Linked DNA regions of Homo sapiens: all the other regions are linked to region 3. A link is a contact called in ENCODE Hi-C or POLR2A ChIA-PET data. All regions are on one chromosome and are shown on one strand. Each heading gives the region's core, a stretch centred on a gene start or an enhancer-like site at or near the end of the contact. The rest is flanking DNA. Distances are from core to core; before and after follow the strand shown. Region 1 holds the start of RGL1 (ral guanine nucleotide dissociation stimulator like 1). Region 2 has its middle 19 kb from the start of LINC00272. Region 3 holds the start of LAMC1 (laminin subunit gamma 1). Region 4 overlaps RGL1 (ral guanine nucleotide dissociation stimulator like 1).

Region 1 (2,932 bases), core at 421-2,920, 780 kb after region 3:
GCTGTATCCACTTGGCTTGAAGCTAGTTCTTTTCCCTTTACACACTAGGTGGCCAGCCAGGGAATTGGAGTACAGAGAAAGGTGAGTAGCTCTGAAACCTGAGTGGGGCCTTGTGAATTTAAGCCGCCCTGTCCAGGAAGGTTTCCTGGGAGAGTGAGGTTGAAGAAACTGCTTAATATCCCTGAAATGGAAATATTTCAGTTACTGCCAAATGTGTAGCCAAAAATCAGGTTAAAGTAGTGGTGAAGTTAATCTTACAGGTTGTTTAACTGTCCTCAGTTGCATTTCGTGGTGTCCAAGATCACCTAATAGGTCCTCTAGAGGTGGGCCTGGGTTCCTGAGGATGGCTTAACAAGCAGGGAGGTAGGGCCTTCACATGATTTTCCTCTGGTTCCCAGCAACATTCTGCCCTGATCATCATAGAAGGATTTAGTCTATGTGTTTTTCGTTCGTTTGTTTTTTAAATTATAGAACAACCACTTCAGCTTGCTAAAAGGGCATCTCCTCTCTATACAGTGATGGTGCCCTTAGGTTCTGGTTGTATGGGGATAACCTGGCTGAATGACTTGTAGATGTTCTCAAGTGTCCACAGATCCTTTTGTTTTTGCTTAATGTGCCCTTGCTGTCATTTATTCTGCTCTCCTGGGAACATCAGTACACTTGATTTGCTAAATTGTCAGCTCATGATATATTTACCATTAACCAAAACCCAGGCTTATGTCATAGTATGGCAATTAGTGGGAGACCTATTTTTTTTTTTATTTGAAGGTGATTAAATTCATTTAGGGTGAATAGTATGAAAGACATGAGCCCTAAAGGTATTTGCAATTTGCATGGAATTCTGGCAGGTGTCAAGTTTGACTGCATTATCTGGTATCTCTTGCTGTTGACTTGTTAAAACTGGATCTAAAAAAATGTAATAATCTTTTATCCCTATAGCAGATCTTTCCATTATGATAAAACTCCTGCTGGTAGTCATCTGATGAAGAACTTTTCCCTGTGGCTATGATCCTACTGTGTCCCTACAGTACAGGCAACTCAACCCATGGTGGCTACTCACAAAGACTCACAGAACCTCCAGGACACTGTCAGTCCTAGCAAAACCTTACCCTGCTTTGTTCCCTTCCCACCCCCAATGGCCAGTTACTGGGTAATTGGGGTGGTGAAAAGCCCAGCGCGATTTCCTGTTGGCAGTGTGCTGATGCAGGAGAGGGTATAGCCCCTGGGCATGGTTTTGGAATACCCGGGTGTCCTCTGACCTTATCCTCTGTCCTAATGAAAAACTTCCTGGCGTCTAGTATTGCGGCTCTCACTGGGGTCATTCTGACTTAATTATTCTAAAATCAAAATAGATAATAGGCAGATAATGGAAGTTTTTTGGACTTTCTCCTTCCATTGTTTTAGCGAAGGAAGAAGACACACACAAATCCTCCATCCCACACTCAGTTCTATTTTGGCACCTGGTGACCGTCAGGAAAACCTGATAAACTTGAAAGTGTTGTTTCCCAATCACCTTCAGAACTGGAGAAACGCTTTCATGCTGACTTTATCCATGGGACTGAAGAAAGGGAGAGTGTGCTCACAAGCACAAACAGGAAAGCCTTACATCACGGAGTGGCGTGGGGAGGAGTCTGCTCCTCGCTTGCTCGCTCGCTCGCCGCGCTCCCTTTGTGGCCCGAGTCGCGCGCACCGGCGGCGGCGGGGGCAGCGCGGCGCGTGTCTGTGCGCTGCGGTCGCTCGGGACCGGGACCGGGGCGAGGCGCCGCGGGGCTGAGCCCAGCAGACATTGCGTTGGCCTCCGAGCAGGGCGCATCATGCAGCGTTCGCGCACCGGAGAGAAAACTGAGAATGAAATTGCTTTGGCAAGCTAAAATGGTAACGAGAGCTCTCTGCCTTCTCCCGAGGCTTCTCTGGTGGGGAATCTTCTCCCGCTTTCGCTGGGCGTGTTTTGGACTCCCTCGGAGTGAACGGAGCAATCCGATTCCATACTTGTGAGCTAAAGCTCTCTCACTCCGCTTTGTATTCCTCTCTCTCTGCGTGTCTTCTCCCTTTCAACCGTACCTACTTTCTCAGCAATTGCCTGTGGTGTGTCTGGGGCAGATGCATGTCAGGAGGGGAGAACTTTGAAGGAAAAAGAACTGTTAGTGTGGGTGAACCGCGGAGCGCTTCTGCGTCCCAGCGGCTCTTTAACACAAACCTCAGGTTTAGCTGGGGACATGGAAATCCAGGGGGTCGCTGCACAGATTTTAGTAGAAGCTGCCTGATGATGTGTTGCTTTTTCTGCACTTGCCAGATTATTTTACGGAAATAAAAACTTTCCACCCCCGCTAACTTTGTGGGCTCCAAAACAATGAGGAGAAAAGACAAGCAAACCACTTCACTTCCAAAGGAGTGAGGACTCTTGGCGTTTTAAACACTTGTTTGTGTCTGAGTTTAAAATCTGGTTTCTTCAATGACCGAGCCACTCTAAAAAGTACAGACTTATTCTTTTCTTTTTTTCTTTTTCTTTTTCTTTTCTTTTCTTTTTTTTTTTTTTTTTTTTTTTTTTTTTTTTTTTTTTTTACAAAGAATTATTTTTCCTTTCACTTAAGGGGGACAAGTTAATCAGGACTAATCTAGTTTCTTTGTAAAGAAAAAGAAAGACTTCAAAACAAAACTATTTAAGATATGTGAGCAAGTCTAGGAGAAATAACTAAATGGAAAAGTCAGGGGATCCTGATACCACAGGAAGGGACTGCAAGCCAAGAAAATCTCAGCATTCCCTCTATCAAAATGTGTCTTGTATTGCGGATTGTAATATTTATTTTGAACAGCCCATCTTGTGCCCTGAGTGCTGTTGTAAGCAGCAAGGCAGCTGGGATAGATTGTGGTTAGCAGAGAGGAAAAAAATACTCTTTTTCTTTCTCTTTATCCCGTCCCTGGCAGAGCTCGA
Region 2 (3,208 bases), core at 11-2,510, 600 kb before region 3:
TCAAAGTATAAGTGGCACAGTATATTATATATGAAATTTTTTTTGAGACAGGGTCTTGTGCTATCAGCCAGGCTAGAGTGCAGTGGAACAATCACAGCTCACTGCAGCTGTGACTTCCCAGACTCAAGTGATGCTCCCACCTAAGTTGGTGGGACTACAGGCATGCACCACCACACCCAGCTAATTTTTTATTTTTTGTAGAGATGGGGTCTTGTCATGTTGCCCAGGCTAGTCTTGAACTCCTGGGCTGAAGCCATCCTCCTATCTTGGCTTCCCAAAGTGCTGGGAGTAAAGGTGTGAGCAATCACACCTGGCCTATGTATGATACTTTTTAAAAATTATTATTTTTTTCCTTTTTGAGACAGAGTCTCCCTCAGTCACCTAGGCTGGAGTGCAGTGCCACTATCTTGCCTCACTGCAACTTCCGCCTCCCAGGTTCAAGCGATTCTCCTGCCTCAGCCTCCCGCGTAGCTGGGGTTACAGGTGCCTGCCACCACGCCTGGCTAATTTTTGTATTTTTAGTAGAGATAGGTTTTTACCATGTTGGCCAGGCTGGTCTTGAACTCCTGACCTCAGGTGATCCGCCTGCCTTGACCACCCCAAAGTGCTGGGATTACAGGCATGAGCTACTGTGCCTGGCTAAAAAATTAATTTAGAAAAACTGGAAAACTGAAAAAGAAAAAGAAAGAAGGGATGAAAGTTCTTGTCCTGGGTCTACCAAAAGGGTGGCAAATAAGCCTTTGTGTTCCTGAAGTCTGGATCCTTCTAGTCACCCAGGAGAGAAGACAGTTTTTTTGTTTTGCTTTGTTTTTTGTTTTTTCCCTAAAATGCAAGCCCCTTCTGGTGGTACAGTACTCAAACTATTGAAGAAGGGTCAGGATGGACCTTTTGGGTTTTAGGAGATTAAAAAGCAAGCAACAGTCCACCCTGCAAGAAATCCCAGAGACTGGGAAGGGCACAAGACTGTGGGTTTGGCTGGCAGTAGATGCAATCACTCATTCTGAGCAAGACCTCAGAGGAAACAGCAAGAGCTGATGGGATCCAGTGGGTCAGAAGGCTCTGAGGCCCATGAAAGGAGCACTGGTGTTGGAGGTGGCTCAGGGTGAATGTGGTCGCTCAGAGAGCTGTCCTCCTAAAAAAGCCCCTGCTGGCTTGAGCAGGAACCAAGCTGTGGCAGCCCCTTTATTTCAGTGGGCTACAGCACTAGGGAGCTATGAAGTCAGTTCCCCATGGTAGATGAGGGTGAGAGGTGGAGGGTAAGAAGGGTGGGGACTTGTTACCATAGCAACGTCAAGAACACTATTCATGCCTCTCCCTTTTCTGAGAATGGTTGGCTATTCAACAGATTTTGAGACTGTATTAGCCGTGGGATTCTTAGAGAAAAGGGGAAATCGAGGTGGATGATGAAGGGTCCATTTCCTGACAGTCTTGGGGGCTAAAGCCAGTTTTTTCACTTCAGAAATGAGTGACATGGCCAGACACCATGGCTCACGCCTGTAATCTCAGCACTTTGGGTGGCTGAGCTTGGCCAACATGGTGAAACCCCATCTCCACCAAAAATACAAAAAATTAGCCAGGCATGGTGGCACACACCTGTAATCCCAGTTACTCAGGAGGCTGAGGCATGAGAATCACTTGAACTCGAGAGGCAGAGGTTACAGTGAGCCAAGATTGTGCCACTGCATTCCAGCCTTGGTGACAGAGTGAGACTCCACCTCAAAAAAAAAAAAAGTGAGTAACATTACTTCCGCTCAGAGAGTGTGAAAATGTTTATGTATAATTTTTACATCTGCATAGGCAGAAAATCAGGAAAAATAACTATGTACTCTCTTGCCTGATGTTCTCATAGCCAAGCTGTTGATTCTTATGACCATTCAAATGATGAGAGTTATTTTGATGCACCTGAGTCAACTTTCAGAATGACCCCAATAACTGCAAATTGTTGCTCTGGGTAATATGAAAGTTCTCACTTCTCTTGATGGGAAACTCAAGCAAGTTTCCTCTCGCAGTGGCATATTCAGGGCCCAGGCCTGATTTTCAATGTGGTGTGGCACAAGGCTGTTCTGGAACATCTTGGGCTGGGTAACTATTAATACTTGGCTAAAGCACCACAGTACCAAATCTTGTTGATGCAGGGGGACTGGTAAGACCACCTAGGAGGGACTTCATGTTCTCAGAGGCCTTAAAGTAGCAGACCCTCATCTGTTTCCCTCACCTGAGAAACTGGGCTGTCTTTTATGGGTGTGAGTCCATGGTGGAAATAATGCTAATGAGAGTGGGCAGGTACTCTTACTTATAATCTGAAAAGGGTTTAGCAGGCTAAACCTTACACTGAAAAGGGTTTAATGGGTGATTTGTCGTGCTCTAACCTTGACTTAAGTAGTTTGGATTTTCTGTACTTGGCTCTCTTATGTCTCTCCTTCCAAGGACAGGAGAAATGGAAATCCTTTTCAGGTGGCCCAGGACTCCATTCCAGTCCAGCAATGTTCTCTGATTTTTCCTGAGTATTAAAGGTTCCTGATGAGAATGGAGAGGAGGAGAGAGAGTCACACTAAGGACCCTCCTGTGGGAGGAACCTTAGCCTCCAGGAGCAGCTCTTTCCATATTGTAGAACACCCGCTCCCCACTACATGCTTACAATGGCTTGGCTGAACCATGCCCCAAGAAGAAACAAAGCACCCACCTGGATGTGAGAACTGCCCCAACTCAAATGCCCTTACTTTCTCTAGAAAACAGACTTTTCTCTAATACCTACTCCAAGGACTTCCATTTTCAGCAACATGGCTGGCTGATTTAATTCCCCACCTCCCACCCCTGCAGGAAAAGACTTGCTGGATAAAATAAATAAGATACAGCCTTAAAAAAAAGAATTGTTTTTAGTCAAGATCTAAAGAAGAAAACCAAAATCCCCAGGTGATGAACTATAATATGTGACTCATAGCTAGAAGACAAGTTCATGAGTTGATCCTGTGGCTGGCAGGGTGAGACTGGCCCCAGATATAAGTCCTAATAGCTGGGGTTTCCATGCAAAAATGGGGACAGGAGATATGATCTTAAGGAAATAAAGCTCAGATTCCTACATAACAGCTGGATTAGGAAATTTGGAAATGGGGTCCCTTCTTCGTAAGGGAGGCTGGATGAACTTCTCCGACCAGCTCAAGAAATAGAAAAGAAACTACTCTCTGCTAAGAGCTCCAGGTGGAAAATA
Region 3 (2,892 bases), core at 308-2,807:
TATTTATTTCGCTTCAACTCATGTATGAAAGGATTAAAAAATTATTAGTCCCCACAACTTAATTCTCCCAAAGAGAAGGTGCCAAGAATGAGGCACCTTTAGCCATGCATAATCTCCACCCATCTCATCAAATAAACGGAACAGTGATGAACATAACTTGCTAAGTAAGCTCAGCCGTGTAACAAGACCCTAGATTCCCCTCCCTTCTTCATCCTACCAGAACATTATCCTTAAGGTTTTCCTAATCAGCAGTCTGCGTCTAACTAACCCTAACTATCCAGAGTCACCTAACATATACTTATTTCCTTGTTTCAGATTCCCATTACGCCTATCTTAATGGGACAACTGGGTCCGAAATTATGCATGTGTTTTTTTGTTTTGTTTTTGCGGTGTACTTATTATCCGCACTTTATCATTAAATTCCTGAAAAGCTAGAACAAAACAAATCCGTGTCATTCACTATGTGCATCCTCTCTGCTTGGGGACGCCAAGGGTTTCAAGCTGCTGCCTCCCTGCCCTGGTCTCTGCTTGCCGTATCCAGCACTGGGTAAGCGCCCAGGTTCTGCTCCGGGACTAAAACTCATGATCTTCTGGCTCAGGTTCTGTGAACTGAGTCATTCTGGCACTGAGAATATTCCGTGACTCAGCAGGCCCGAAAAGGAGGATGTCAGAATCCACATAATTTCGAGTCTTTTAAAGGCAAGCCGAGGAACACAAACAACACAGTGGAAGAATTTCGCAGTGGGTCGTGCGTACCCAAGGGAAAAATTCATTCCATTCCCAGCCTTTTCACTTCCTTCCTTGCCCCGGTAAAACGACTGGTTACACTTTAAATCAGCGGCAGGAAATCGCTTCACGAAACTCATCTGGCTGCTGCGACCAGGCCCTTCTGATTCTCCAGGGACCGTGTCGGCCCCATGAACGCCCCGGGACCTCTGTTCGGGAGGGGCTGGAGCGGGGCCCCGGGCAGCAGCGGGCGCTCCCGGTTCGGACCCACACCTGGCCGGGCGGGGACCCTCTTGCCGCAGCCCAAATTGGCGCGAGGCCCCAGGGACGACCCCGAGCGACCTCCTGACCCGGCATCGCCCCTCTAAGGCGCCCTCCCCCGACTCCTCCCGCAATCCGGAGTCTCCCAGGCCGCGGAGCCCAAGGACCCCAGCGACTCCCGCGCGGGGAGCGGGTCTGCGAGGCCGCCCTTCCCTCCCGGCATGCACCACCCAGCCGCCCTCCCCTCCCCTCCTCTCCTCTCCCCTCCCCTCCTCTCCCCTCCTCTCCCCTCCCCTCCCCCAACCCCCTCCCCCGGCTCCCCGCCCACCTCGCGCGCCCCTCCCCCCGGGTCGCGCGCCGCGGGCCCGAGCGCGAGACGCCGCTGCTCCCGCCCCCGCCGCCTCCTGGAGTCGCCGGGGCGGACGCGCAGTCCATGGGGCGCGGTGGGCCGGGGAGTTGCCCCAGGGGCCGCGGGAGTTGCTGAGAGGAGACAGGGTTGGGCTTTCTCCTCGCCCAGACCCCACCCCACCCTGCCGACCCCACCCCCTGCTCCTTCCTCCCCGGGGGCGCGCACTCGGGCACGCGCTCGGAAGTCGGGGGTCGGCGCGGAGTGCAGGCTGCTCCCGGGGTAGGTGAGGGAAGCGCGGAGGCGGCGCGCGGGGGCAGTGGTCGGCGAGCAGCGCGGTCCTCGCTAGGGGCGCCCACCCGTCAGTCTCTCCGGCGCGAGCCGCCGCCACCGCCCGCGCCGGAGTCAGGCCCCTGGGCCCCCAGGCTCAAGCAGCGAAGCGGCCTCCGGGGGACGCCGCTAGGCGAGAGGAACGCGCCGGTGCCCTTGCCTTCGCCGTGACCCAGCGTGCGGGCGGCGGGATGAGAGGGAGCCATCGGGCCGCGCCGGCCCTGCGGCCCCGGGGGCGGCTCTGGCCCGTGCTGGCCGTGCTGGCGGCGGCCGCCGCGGCGGGCTGTGCCCAGGCAGCCATGGACGAGTGCACGGACGAGGGCGGGCGGCCGCAGCGCTGCATGCCCGAGTTCGTCAACGCCGCCTTCAACGTGACTGTGGTGGCCACCAACACGTGTGGGACTCCGCCCGAGGAATACTGTGTGCAGACCGGGGTGACCGGGGTCACCAAGTCCTGTCACCTGTGCGACGCCGGGCAGCCCCACCTGCAGCACGGGGCAGCCTTCCTGACCGACTACAACAACCAGGCCGACACCACCTGGTGGCAAAGCCAGACCATGCTGGCCGGGGTGCAGTACCCCAGCTCCATCAACCTCACGCTGCACCTGGGTAAGCGGTGACAGCCCCGTCCCCTGCTACTGCTCGCCAGCAGCCCAGCTCCCGGACCGGCTCCGTCCCAGTGGCCGGCCTCACGGGCGCAGACGGCCGCGTGTTTGCTCTCTGTTCCCCGGCATGGGCCACACAGAAACTCCTTTCTCCAACTTCTTAAATAGATACTGCTTTTAACATCCCGTGAGGGCCAGGATGTTCCGCACGAGTCTCTCTGCTTTCCTGTTCTTTCTGACTTAACGGGATTCTGGCTCTCTGATTATTCTGCATTTCGGCTGTTAGGATTGTGATTTCCCCCTTTTTTTTCTGAAGCGTTAATCAGAAACTCCCATCCCCACTTTTCTCTTTGCTAGCAAGGTCATCACAGCGCATTCTTGGATCGGAAACAAGAAGGTCCGCCTTAAACACTTTCGCCTTTAAAATGTTTAGATGTCCTTCCAGGGCTGAGGGTGATTGCTCTGTTGAGTTAAGGGGGAATTTGAGGGGAGCAAATGCCTTCGCTGCCTATATTGCCTATGTGTAATTAAAACATAAATTCACTTTTGAAGTTATTGTTCTTTATAGCTGCTCAGCCTTAATTAAGAACCACAAAGCGATTTGACTGCTAATCCTGGTGCAGA
Region 4 (3,147 bases), core at 387-2,886, 820 kb after region 3:
ATTTACCTTTATATGTCTAGTACCTTGCACAGTGCCTGGCACATAGTACCATTTAGTTAATATGTAGCTGAATAAGTAGATGAATAAATGGAAAAGACAGCCATTGTGTATGTGCTAGTAGCATAAAAATACAGGATACACAATTACATTTCAAATTCAGATAAATAACAAATAGGTTTTTTTAGTATGCATAGATCCCAAACATGGAATGGGACATACTTATACCACATAGTATGTAATTATTCATTATTTCTCTGAAATTAAAATTTCACTGGGCATCCTGTAATTTATCTGTCAACCCTAACCTAGCAAAAAAGTGACTTCCCACCCAATATTAGGTTAGCACAAAGGTGATTGTGACAAGTTTTGGTTTAAGTTTTGTTAAGTTTGCCACTATTTTTAATGGCAAAAGCCATAATCACCTTTGCACCAACCTAATAAAAGTTCACACAAGGCAGAACCTCATGTTGAGCTTGACATCATGGGCCCTAAAGTATTTTCTAGACTTTACCTTAACATCTCTGAGTGTCCTGTGTGTAAATAGTCACTGTAGTACTCAGGTGTATTGGCCTTGTCATGTTCTGCTGGGTGTCATTACATACATGATTTCTGCTGAGAGAATGATGCAAATTTTGTTGCATGGCAAAGAAATTTATGCAGTTGAGTAATATGGAGAGATGAGCAGAGCTTATTTGTGAGTCAGCTTGTGGGTTTTCCTATACAGGTGGAGTATCCTTAATCTTAAAACCGAAATTCAAAGTGCTCCAACATCCATGCTTATTGCAGTGTTTTGCAGTTTGGATTTTCAGAATGGGGATACTTGAATGGTAAGTATAGTGGGAATATTTCAAAATCTGAAAAATTCTGAAATCCAAACCACTTTCAGTCCCAAGAATTTGAGATAAAAGATCCTCAGCCTGTATTGTGGTGGTTTGTTGTTGCTGGATAGTGGTTGTAGGGCATATGAAAAGGAAGCATAAAACTTACTTTTGGTGTTTGGGGATGAATGTAGGGATTGGGTGTGGGTTTTAGATTTTTGGAGGGAGTTAACAGCTGGAATAGTACTCACTATTTACTTTGCTGCTCAGGCCAAGATGCCTGAGAACTGATATACTGAAGAGTGATCATGGTGTGGAGGACTCCATACTGTCTCCATCCTAATGAGGTTGTTTGCTTAACACGTTCCCTGTTAAACTATCAGATGACTGAATTATTATTTTGATTGAAGGGACTTTTTTTTTTTTTCAAATTAGAAACACCCAACTGGTTAACAGTTTATGTTTTAGAAGGTGAAAGAGTTTATTTTTCCATGACTGGAAACGGAATTGAAATATGGCATCTTTCATCTCTCACATGCCCTTTTTCCTCTCCGTCTCATGCCAAAATCGATAATTATGGAAATTACCTGGTAGGACACTTGGGCACAGTTTTAGATATTTACCCCATAGGACTCAGACATGTTCTCTTAGAAAAAGCTGGATTCTAAAGGCACAAAGATCAACCAAAAAAACAAACATGAAACATTTTTGTGGTCACAGTACCGTGATCTTGTCAGTAAAGCGACGGTCTATGATTAAATCCAGATTGAGCTGTTTCCTGTTAGCGTGCTAACCCACAGGACAGGCTCAGGCCTCCGTGTCTTGCTTTCTAAGTCTGGGTTATTAAGCACTTGTCTGACAAGGGTTCCACCCCTTTCGTCTTCAACTTAATAATTCAAAGTTACTAAGATAATATAAGCAAAAACAGGTCCTAAAGTCTCTTAAAACACTTACAGACCTATAGGAATCTTTTCTTGCAAAAATGAAACTTTTAACATTTTAGCTTCTCTTGTCGGGCCATATGGCAGAGTATTTTTTGTGTTTCCCCTCTGTACAGTTTCATTTCAAAATAATTTCAGTGGTAAGCAGATCATTTTAAGTTTTTGTTTCATAAGAAATGTACTCTATTTGAATGTTGGCAAATTAGAAGTCATCAGATCTTTCCCCTGCCATAATAAGCAGGTATTAGGATATTTAGCAGTTCTACAGAAAATGACATTAAGCAAATTCTCTGATAACTTAACATGCATTGTTATTTTGTGTGAGAATGATTGTAGGCACAAGAGCAATTCTATACTTATTTTATGATATTGTCATTGATGTTCACTTTGAAAATTATTTTTTAAATCTAAATTTTCAAAATATTTTATTAGTCTTCTGTTAGGTCATATGTGGTTCTTCCTAATGCACAGATGCAAACCCTGAGGAACAAATACTGTTAAAGGGACTTACAGGAATCATGTATGCATATTGAAATTTTTTCCGAGTAAGAAAGTACTGAAAGAGAGGGGCTGGGTTAATGAGAAACATAATTCCATTCCCAAGGGAGAACCCTGGCTTTCTGCCAAATCTCTGCTTTCTGGCAGGAAATGGGACCCACTTCATCAGGTCCTTTGACAAGCATTTTTCTCTGTGTTTGAATTTTGGGACACGTCAATACTCGGTGAAAAAATAGTTCTTTTAAATAATCATCACTTTTGATAAGAAGGATTTAGAATTAAAGTAGAGTTTCCATTGTAAGTAAAATAAGAATCGTCAAATTTCAACATTGTTTGGTAAGGGAACACTGTTATTATCACAAGGCGAGGAAGCTTGATTTAAATCAGAGTTTGACTATCCCTAACCACTGAGAAGCCATTCCTTTTATTGTTGTTAATATTTAACATTGAAGTATATTTTCATGTTTTTTTTTGTTTGTTTGCTTTTGAGATGGAGTCTCGCTCTGTTGCCCAGGCTGGAGTGCAGTGGCACAATCTCCAGCCCACTGCAACCTCCGCTTCCTGGGTTCAAGTGATTCTCCTGCCTCAGCTTCCTGAGTAGCTGAGACTACAGGCACGCACATTACACGTGGCTGATTTTGTATTTTTAGTAGAGATGGGGTTTTACTATGTTGGCCAGGCTGTTCTTGAACTCCTGACCTCAGGTGATCCACCCCCCTTGGCCTCCCGAAGTGCTGGGATTACAGGCGTGAGCCACCGCTCCCATCCTGAAGTATATTTTCTAACTGCTACTTTTGAATATCATGCAGGCTGACAATTATTTTGGCCAGGTCTTTTGAAGTGACAAGGTACAAAACACAAAACATCCTGACATTTTTGTATTAATAAAG

The links. A loop is a pair of places that touch in the nucleus more often than their neighbours do. ChIA-PET counts read pairs that join two places held with the same protein, here RNA polymerase II (POLR2A). Pooled maps may share reads with other maps.
Region 1: a pooled map shows a loop between it and region 3 (19-fold over the local background). The contact joins the promoter of RGL1 here to the promoter of LAMC1 in region 3. A Hi-C loop is called at or near these places in 1 of 37 single-sample maps with no recorded cell type and 4 of 50 pooled maps. POLR2A ChIA-PET finds 5 or more read pairs at or near these places in 1 of 52 experiments (Panc1).
Region 2: a pooled map shows a loop between it and region 3 (4-fold over the local background). The contact joins the enhancer-like site here to the promoter of LAMC1 in region 3. A Hi-C loop is called at or near these places in 6 of 37 single-sample maps with no recorded cell type and 6 of 50 pooled maps.
Region 4: a pooled map shows a loop between it and region 3 (5-fold over the local background). The contact joins the enhancer-like site here to the promoter of LAMC1 in region 3. A Hi-C loop is called at or near these places in 3 of 37 single-sample maps with no recorded cell type and 3 of 50 pooled maps.

What each region holds. Positions count from the first base shown.
Region 1 is chr1:183,803,450-183,806,381 of GRCh38, forward strand. RGL1 (ral guanine nucleotide dissociation stimulator like 1) reads left to right here and starts at 1,671. Exons shown (of 18, transcript NM_001297671.3): 1 at 1,671-1,875; 2 at 2,926-2,932. The coding sequence starts at 1,849.
Region 2 is chr1:182,425,276-182,428,483 of GRCh38, forward strand. No RefSeq gene overlaps it. Among named protein-coding and RNA genes, the nearest start is that of LINC00272, 19 kb to the left of the region's middle. Within about 2 kb of position 1,261, at least 2 of the 41 ENCODE cell types and tissues checked have a DNase peak (open chromatin) inside an H3K27ac peak, as active enhancers do.
Region 3 is chr1:183,021,863-183,024,754 of GRCh38, forward strand. It overlaps LAMC1 (laminin subunit gamma 1), which reads left to right and starts at 1,558. Exons shown (of 28, transcript NM_002293.4): 1 at 1,558-2,272. The coding sequence starts at 1,855. RefSeq lists enhancers at 255-810, 811-1,365, 1,921-2,474 and silencers at 877-1,266, 1,297-1,686, 1,737-1,806, 1,827-1,966.
Region 4 is chr1:183,841,101-183,844,247 of GRCh38, forward strand. All of the region lies in intron 2 of RGL1 (ral guanine nucleotide dissociation stimulator like 1), which reads left to right. Among named protein-coding and RNA genes, the nearest start is that of RGL1, 38 kb to the left of the region's middle. RefSeq lists an enhancer at 688-737. Within about 2 kb of position 1,637, at least 18 of the 41 ENCODE cell types and tissues checked have a DNase peak (open chromatin) inside an H3K27ac peak, as active enhancers do.